Regions from separate parts of the Homo sapiens genome. Here all the other regions are linked to region 2. A link is a contact called in ENCODE Hi-C or POLR2A ChIA-PET data. All regions are on one chromosome and are shown on one strand. Each heading gives the region's core, a stretch centred on a gene start or an enhancer-like site at or near the end of the contact. The rest is flanking DNA. Distances are from core to core; before and after follow the strand shown.

Region 1 (2,700 bases), core at 50-2,549, 2.3 Mb after region 2:
GCAGAGAATCTAAATGTCAACATATTCTTTAGGCCAGAACAAAAATATTAGACACAAAGAATAAGAAAACACCAAAGAGTGTAAATACAATAATTACAGAAAAAAGTGTGTATACGCAGGTCATAAGAAATGTGTTTATGCAATTCCGGTATCTTTCCAGAATTCAATTCTTAAACCACACATACAAAAGATAAACTGTAAATAAATATCAATAAGTAACTAGAAAAGTCCATTTGCCATTTATTTACCTTTGACCTTAAAATCCTTGTCTGTTTCAAGCACAGTCAGCCCTTCTACTGGGTTACACATTCACAAGTTGCTAGAACACAGTCTCAAGTTCATAGTGATTTTTGTTGTGGGGGTGGTCAATGAAAGGCTGATGACCCCAAGCAGCCCGGGCTGGCACCGGGTAGTAATTCTACACTCAGTAAATATACAAAGATACCAAAGCCTACTTGTTACCACAGGTCCAGCAAGTAGGCCCAAGATAAAAACTGCCCAACGACGCCCTTGCTGAGCAGACTTAGAAAGACGCCCACAAAACCTCAAGACCAAGCAAAGCAAAGCCACCTCACCTGCCCAAAGGTAACCAATCCGAAAAGAGCGGGGCCGCCCCGTGGGCCTGGAAGGCAGCCCCAGCCCCAGACTCCTCTCACTTCCCGCCTCTGCCGTTGGCTAAGTAACTGAGGAGCCTCGCGTGTCACAGAGGAGTGTGACATCACCCGCCCGCCAGGCCCTACCTCGAGTCTTGGCTCCGGGCCGCTCACCCAGGGTCAGCCCGACCAAAGGACCCGCCCGCAGCCGAACAGCAATCGGATGGGTGGAGTTTCGCGTTCCTTCACCTCGGAAGGACGTGCTCTGAATTCGAACGATCGAAGCTAGGCCAAGGGGCCCTGCGTCTACACTTAGTAGAGGAGAAGGAGCGGGAGAAAGGAAAAGGCGGGCTGAGAAGGGGCCTTCGCCAGCGCTCTGGGGCAGAATAGAGGCCTCGACACCCCCCAAAACCCCCGCAGACTCGCCTCCGCCCCACCCCCGCTTCAGCACTGTTGCGCACGCGCAGCACTAGTTCCCTAGCTTCCCTCCACACCCTGTTTTCCCGAGTCTGGTCTCCGAGCAGGGCCTCGTTCCTTCAGGGTGCCATCTGTCCGCAGAAGGAAGCTACTGCCACTCTTGCTCAGACAGTAACTGCTAACTCCCTTTCCATTTCTCACTCCCAGTTCGCCCAGTACTAGGTTCAGACGTACCTTCCTAACCCGCCTCTCCAAGGCCTACCAGCGCTTCTAACACCGGATGTGCTCTGACTCGCCCACTTCCGCTCCCGATCTTTTACCCGGCGTTCGCCTCTCGAGGGAAACCCCGCCCTGTGGTCCGCTTAAGACCAGTCCTCATTGGCCGTTGGCCGCACTCCTGCCTTTCCATTGGCTGTACGTGCATAAACAGCGGCTGCTTAGTTCAGAGGCCTGAGCTTGTCGATCAAGACTACTGGCCACCAACCGCCTCGAAGCAAAAGGTCTCCGCTTTCTTACCGTAGTAAGCCAGGGTCACGGTGCGCTGCTGCCTCTAGTGGAGAAAGTGAAAATGGGCCGGCCCCGCCCGGGACAGCCCGACGGCTTGTGAAGGGGTAGCGCTGCAGTCTTGGGATTCTGGCTTTAGTCTTGTCATGCAGTGTTAAAGGGGGAAAGCGATTCAGAGAACACATTAAAAAAAAAAAAAAAGCGCCCTCGCAAGGGGCGATTTACTGTGAAACTAGTGGAGCGTAAGCTTCAGAGCACCTTTGAAAACACTTCGATTTCTCTAGAGTATGCGAGAAGGAAATAGCAGGATTCCAGGAGGAAAACCAGAATTTAGGAAACCACTTTCTGGAAAGATAGAACAGTTCTTTTCAGTAAAGAATACAAATATCCAGGGTATGATTCTCAGTAGGCAAACCCAGGTATGCAATTAATAGAAGTTAATTTTCGGCTGGGCGTGGTGGCTTACGTCTGTAATCCCAGCACTTTGGGAGGCTGAGGTGGGCAGATCACTTGAGGCCAGGAGTTTGAGACCAGCCTGGCTAACATGGTAAAACCCCATCTCTATTAAAAATTTAAAAAATTAGCTGGGCGTGGTGGCGTGTGCCTGTAATCCCAACTACTCGGGAGGCTGAGGCAGGAGAATTGCTTGACCCTGGAGGTGAAGGTTGCAGTGAGCCGAGATGGTGCCACTGCACTCCAGCCTGGGAGACAGAGCGAGACCCCGTCTCAAAAAAACCAAAAAAGTTAATTTTCTATAATACAACCTAATTTTTGCTGTAGTGTAGCAGGACAAGCCGCAGACAAAACCCCTCAGACACCGAGTTAAAGCAGGAAGCGGTTTATTCCGCCAGGAGCATCGGCCAAGACTCCTGTCTCAAGAGCTGAGCTCCCTGAGTGAGCAATTCCTGTCCCTTTTAAGGCCTCACAACTCTAAAGGGATCCGCTTGAGAGGGTAGTGATCGATTGAGCAAGCATGCACCGGTAATTAGATCAGAACAGGACAGGGATTTTCACAGTGCTTTTCTATACAATGTCTGTAATCTATAGATAACATAACCGATTAGGTCAGGGGTCGATCTTTAACTACGAGGCCCAGGGTGTGGTGCCTGGCTGTCTGCTTGTGGATTTCATTTCTGCCTTTTAGTTTTTACTACTTCTTTCTTTGGAGGCAGAAATTGGGCATAAG
Region 2 (2,853 bases), core at 297-2,796:
TTCTAACTCCACAGGCCCTGAACAGGGCACCTCCACCCCTAGCCTGACAACCAAGACAACAGAGACCCTTGTAGCTCAGGCCCCACACACCCAGTGGCACCAGTCCACAGGCATGCAGCACCCTGCGAGAGGTGAGGGTGGCCACATCTGCCTGCACTAGGACAGCCTGGCCAGGGATGGGCTGGGGGTGAAGGAGGAAAGACAGCAGTTGGGCAGAACTGGGCGCTTGTTCCTGCCTTATTCAAATCCTGTTTCTCCACCTGGACGTCCCACATCCGGATCAACCCCCATCAGTCCCTCCCCCTTCATGCAGGTTCTTAACAACACAAGATATGGACCTACATCTAGCCTCACAGGAGGGGGGAGCAGTCCCACAGGAGGAGGAAGAGGCGGGGTTGAAGGAGGCAGTGGGGAGAATCCGGCTTCAGGCAGGTCTTGGCAACAATGTGGCTTGCACCTGTTCTGCTGAACAAGCCTCAGGCTGCACCCTACCTGTAAGATCCAACAGAGACTACTGGGGGAGGGGGCATAGGGATGATCAGCATCTGGAGCTGGAATGGTTGGGAGGTATCCTCTAGGCAGCACCGCCCCAAGACTCCAACACTGGCAACTTCTATCCAGGATCCCCAAGGACAAGGGTTTCCACCTCTGTCTCTCTTTCTCTCTCTCTCTCTCTCTCTCTCACACACACACACACACACACACACACACACACACACGTGATCCAAGCCCCAGCGAAATCAATTCTCCCTGTGCTTACAGAGACCCTGCCCCGACCCCAAGAAGCCTCCTTTATTCAATACACAGCAAGCAGCCCTCCACAGGTCAGCCACCAAGCCAGTCACTTCCTTCAATGATCCGGAGGCTTCCTAACGCACCTCAGACAGAAAGTTCAGGGTGGGGAACCCCTGCCAACTCAGCCACAGCCTCTAAAGTGTTAAGAAAACAACCGGGACACTGGGAGGGAGCTGACAGGCTGGGAGGAAGGAGGGCCTTTTGGAAATCCAATCCCAGTTAGAATCGTACGGATCCCAGCAGCGCCAAAGCTCTGTGTACCTGTTCCCCCACGGTGCTGTGACCCCCATCCACACCCACCCAAGTTCAGAGCACCGTGCGCCCAGTTGGGCACCCTAGGAGACTGAACTAAGGCCAGCCGCCTGCTGGACAAGTCCCTACTCCCGGCGCCAACCCCAACCCCCTACAGCTTCCACTTTGCAGGTAGTCAACCTCCCCTACCTCCTACCCCGCACCCAGTAGTTTCCAGTCTGACCTGGGTTCTCATCCCGTTGTGCTACAGCTGCACACTACACCTACCCTCTTGCATGCCGGCCCTACAACATCCTCTCTGCCCGCGCGTACACCCATCTCCTTCATGCACCGCTCCTAAAAACAGATGCACGTTCCCCGAAGGGAACCTACCCGGCCGGCTCCCGCTGCCCCTGCCCGGACTGGCGCCCCGAGTCTCAGCCTGGTCCCTGGTCCCGCGTGCGCTCCCGAAGTTCTTCTGTGCACTCCCCCAAGTTTCGTAGCCTCCGCCACTGGGACTCCCCGGCCGAGCCCGACCCTCCTCTTAAGCGCTCCGTGACGCACGGGGAGGGGCGGGGGCGCCACTGACGCAGGCCGCCCGTCGAGCTTTGGCCATACAAGGGCGCGGGGGGCGGTGCGGTTCCGGCGGGAGGCGGCCAGGGGGAGGTGCGGCCCGGGGAGCCCGAGGGGGCGGGGCGAGGAGGGGGGGCCTGGAATGTCTGCGCGCGTGACGCACGCGGGGTTCCATTGACGCAGGGAGCGCGGATTGTTTGATCTATAAATAGGCTCCTCGCGCCCGCCGCGCCCGCTAAAAATAGCAGCTCCCAGGCCCACTAGGCTCCCCGCACCGGACTCGGGTCCCAGCTGGGGGCCCCCAGGTCCAGAATAACCAGCGGGAGGGCCAGAGCCCGAGAAGGGGCGCTGTAGAGACGCGGCCGCGGGGCTTCCCCGGATGAGGATCTCCTCACTCTCCAGTTGCTCCCGGGAGCCAACCGCGCCCGGTCCCTCCGGCTCCCTCCGAGCCTAGCCCCGCCTTTACACCTTCCCAAGCCCTTCCTGGAGCCCTAGGGTGTCGCTGCTGCCGCTGCTGGGCGGTCAGGACAGGCCGCGGGCTGAGGCGGGCAATTCGGACACACCCTGGGGAGCCTGCGCCCTCACCTCAGCCCTAGGCGCAGCTAGTGCACAGGACGCGGCTTCCCCAGCAGGGTCTCAGGCTGAGAGGCTGCCCCTGAGACGTCAGTTAGAGCCCTCGCTTAGTCCCTCCAGGCAGTCTCCCTACACAGGACCTTCCCGAGGGCAGGCGTTGGCCAGGCCCAAGCTCGGCCAACAGCTCTGGCTCCGCTCCACAAGCTGAACTTGGTTTCGCACCGTCCCCTCCCCAGCCCCTTACAGGGGGAGTGCACCCTAGTTGGGAAATTACCGAATTTCAGAACCGGGTGGAGCCTGAGAAATCTTTTCAAACTTGTGCCAACTCTTCCTCATTTTATAAACAAACAGGCTCAGAGAAATAATGGCACTTGCTGAAGGTCACACAGCCAGGTGGTGGCACACTGGGTTGGAACCCAGGGCCACAGACTGCATCTCTAGGGATCTCTCCACGCCTCTTATCAATACCCCTCCCCCTGTCCACATCAGGGAGCACCGGCCCTCCCAGCCTACCTCCAGCACCTGTGGGGAGGCAGCTCTGACCAGTTATCACCTGCCCGGTGGAGTGAGGAACAGCCCGCCAGGGCCCTGCTGGGCACAGACCAGGCTTCAGCCACCTGGAGCCTTCCCTGGTTTGGCCGTCACCCTTCCACCCTGATCTCTCCTGAGCCTGGGGAGCCC
Region 3 (2,700 bases), core at 140-2,639, 2.2 Mb after region 2:
ACCAGCTACTTGGGAGGCTGAGGCAGGAGAATCACCTGAAATCAGGAGGTGGAGGTTGCAGTGAGCAGAGATTGTGCCACTGCACTCCGTCCAACCTGGGACAGAGTGAGACTCCATCTCAGAGAAAAGAAAAGAATAAAATATTTTTTAAGCAAAAAAATGAGAAAGCTGGTGGGGGTACCCATCAAGACATCTTTTAGGTTCCAGTAATAGCTGTCCTTGGGCACTCTTTTCATCAAACTACCTCTATGCTCAAGAACCCAAAATGACTTCTTTATCTTATGTCTTGTCACATCCATATCCTTATTCTGCTCTCCTCCATAAGAAACCTCCTCCATTAATTTCTCCCACTTCCCAACGTACCACGGTGATCTGCTCACGGTCCCACGCAGATAATTTGCTCTTTCCTATCTGAATCTCCTTGTGGCCTTTACCCTGCCTGGACCCTACTCAAGCTCTCTCTGCCCTTCAAATTCCGTATTTAAATAAACCTCCTTCAGAAAAGAACTCTTAATCCTAGCCAATCTGAGCACCCTAACTTGCCTTACTTTTTATGTTCCTTTATTGGACTAATATGATACTCTAAGCTGCATCCTTTGTATACTCGCAACAAAAGAAATTTTAATGAAGTAGGCGGAGACTGTACCTAGGGATTCCTTCGTATTTCCCTGCAGAACCCAGGTGAGAACCTACATTTCTGGGGCAGTCACTACAATGCAGGCTGTGAGGGTTATACGGTATTTAGGCAAGGGCAAATAGGTGTTTAATTAAGGACTAATGGGAATGATATTGAAGCTCTGAGGCTCTGCAGGGGCCTGGATGGGCTGTTTGCTTTTCCTCATCCTCACCGAGATAGCAAGTGGTTGAGAACAAGGTTGCATCCTTTTTCTGCCCAGCCTTCCCCGCAAACCAGTGAGGAAACGACCAGCACTGCCGTCTGATGAGAGGAGCCTGTTGCTGTAACTGTTTTCCAGATTACTGGGGGGACGACCCCATCCTGGAGAAGGAAGAGAGAGGCGGGAGCATTTAAGGCCAAAGAGGCACTCAAGCCTTTCCCCCATGGATTTACACCCAACACGTATGCAGAAAAGCAAATTACAAACACCGACGCTCACAACCACACATACACGTGCACGCCCAGCCCCACAGAAGCAAACGCGCATGCCTGTGGGCCCGCGCGCACCTACTTAGTTTTCTCTGTTCTAGACGCCCTCATTCCACCCCCGCTCGGCCCAGCCCGGCGTCCTCTACCCAGGCACGGCTGAGGTTTACCAAGCCCGGCCCGGCCTGGAGAAAGTGTTTCTATAAGGGGGAAGGGAGGTCCTTCCCACCAAAGCGGAAGCGGCGCGCGCCGGCCGGGCAGACTTAGCTCGCGTCCTGGGAACATCTGGAGGGGGCTGGGAGGGGCGCGCATCCAGGCTGAACGTGGATTGGCTGCTAGGGAGGAGGGAGGCGGGGTCAGGGCCAGGGGCGGGGCTCCCCGGCCCCTTTAAAGCCTTGACATCAGGAGGCGGCTCCGGCACCCCCCTTTCTCTGCCCCCCGCCCCCAAGCCGCGGCCATGGACCTGGCGGATCCGGCCTGCCCTGGCCCAGCTCAACACCTGATTTCGGTGAGTTCTGGGTCTACTTGGGATTGAAAGGGCGGCGAGTGCGGGGGGGCGATCTGTAGCTCCGGGCCGGGGGGAGTGGGGTGTGGAGGGTAAGGCTCTCGTGGCAGTACAGAGTCGGAGAGGGCGTCGCGGCTTCCTGCCCAAACCCTGCTGCCCGCCCCTCCGTCCCTCCCTCCAGCCGCACCCTCCTCGGGGGTCCGGCTGCGACTCTGTGCACCCCCACCCCACCCCCTCCCGCCCCCCGCGCCATCCTCGCGCACACTCCGTGGCCCCGGAAGGGAAACTTTCGGGAGTGGGGGATGTTCCGGGGGCCGGGCTCCCCTCCCTCTTTGAAAGCACTGACCTTGCCCCAGCTGCTCACCCCACCCAACCCGCATCCCACCGTCCGGGTGCCGCTTAGCGGTGCCGGGTTATTGCGGGGGGAGGGGCTCTCTCCCCAAAGCGCAGGCGCGGAGACGAGCCTGGGGCTCCCTTTCGCACTCCTTCCCATTCCCCGTGGCCTGGGGCGGTAGGGCCTGGGGAAGGCGGGGAGAGGCGGAAAGACCGGGTCTCCTAGAGAACAGCCCCTTCAAAGGCTTTGAGGGGCTGCGGGAAGGAGGAAGGACCTGGTGGGCTGCACGCTGAAGAGAAGCTAAGGGAGGGAGAAGGGTTGGTTGGGCAGGGAGCAGGGACAGGGCAGCGTCTGCAGAAAAGGCCCTCTGGGTGCTGGCTGCGGTGCCAGAAGAATGCAGAGAATTCATCTGTGCCCGACGCTTCCCTGGCTTAGCCCAACTAAGAAAGCGGCTGCCCGGATCCTAGCTCCCCTCTCCCTGTCCTGGGCCCAAGGTCCCGCGTTATCTCCAGTCCTGGCACGGCCCCAAGGGCACAGAGGGCCCTCACCTCCCACAGGCCTGGTTTTCCAGGCATCCCAGGGCTGGATCAGCTGAGTCCACTTAGTCTGTCCAGCTGCTACTTCTTAAAGGCCTGCCTTGCTGAGGAGCTGGGGGTCTTGGGCTAAGGAGTTCTCTGGCTGTAGAGGCAATCCCTCCCTCCCACTTCTCCGCGTCTGTCATGGGTCCTCCTTCTTAAGCACAATGGTCAGCCAGAGGAA

Evidence for each region. Hi-C counts contacts between places; a loop is a spot of excess contacts on that map. ChIA-PET counts read pairs that join two places held with the same protein, here RNA polymerase II (POLR2A). Pooled maps may share reads with other maps.
Region 1: a pooled map shows a loop between it and region 2 (14-fold over the local background). The contact joins the promoter of TMBIM6 here to the promoter of NR4A1 in region 2. A Hi-C loop is called at or near these places in 6 of 50 pooled maps. POLR2A ChIA-PET finds 5 or more read pairs at or near these places in 2 of 52 experiments (CD4-positive, alpha-beta T cell and activated B cell).
Region 3: a loop to region 2 is called in a pooled map, with 5 times the contacts of the local background. The contact joins the promoter of BCDIN3D-AS1 here to the promoter of NR4A1 in region 2. A Hi-C loop is called at or near these places in 1 of 37 single-sample maps with no recorded cell type and 2 of 50 pooled maps. POLR2A ChIA-PET finds 5 or more read pairs at or near these places in 1 of 52 experiments (GM10248).

The regions. Positions count from the first base shown.
Region 1 is chr12:49,740,156-49,742,855 of GRCh38, reverse strand. TMBIM6 (transmembrane BAX inhibitor motif containing 6) reads right to left here and starts at 1,299. Exons shown (of 10, transcript NM_003217.3): 1 at 1,245-1,299. RefSeq lists enhancers at 1,043-1,362, 983-1,674, 1,603-1,732.
Region 2 is chr12:52,050,135-52,052,987 of GRCh38, reverse strand. NR4A1 (nuclear receptor subfamily 4 group A member 1) reads right to left here and starts at 1,546. Exons shown (of 7, transcript NM_173157.3): 1 at 1,420-1,546. LOC107984510 (a long non-coding RNA gene) reads left to right here and starts at 1,834. Exons shown (of 2, transcript XR_001749148.3): 1 at 1,834-2,853. RefSeq lists enhancers at 1, 853-1,410 and a silencer at 1,502-1,911.
Region 3 is chr12:49,827,232-49,829,931 of GRCh38, reverse strand. BCDIN3D-AS1 (BCDIN3D antisense RNA 1) reads right to left here and starts at 1,389. Exons shown (of 3, transcript NR_027501.1): 1 at 1,188-1,389; 2 at 849-997. NCKAP5L (NCK associated protein 5 like) reads left to right here and starts at 1,519. Exons shown (of 13, transcript NM_001037806.4): 1 at 1,519-1,610. RefSeq lists enhancers at 488-1,066, 1,067-1,645, 2,061-2,110 and a silencer at 1,391-1,800.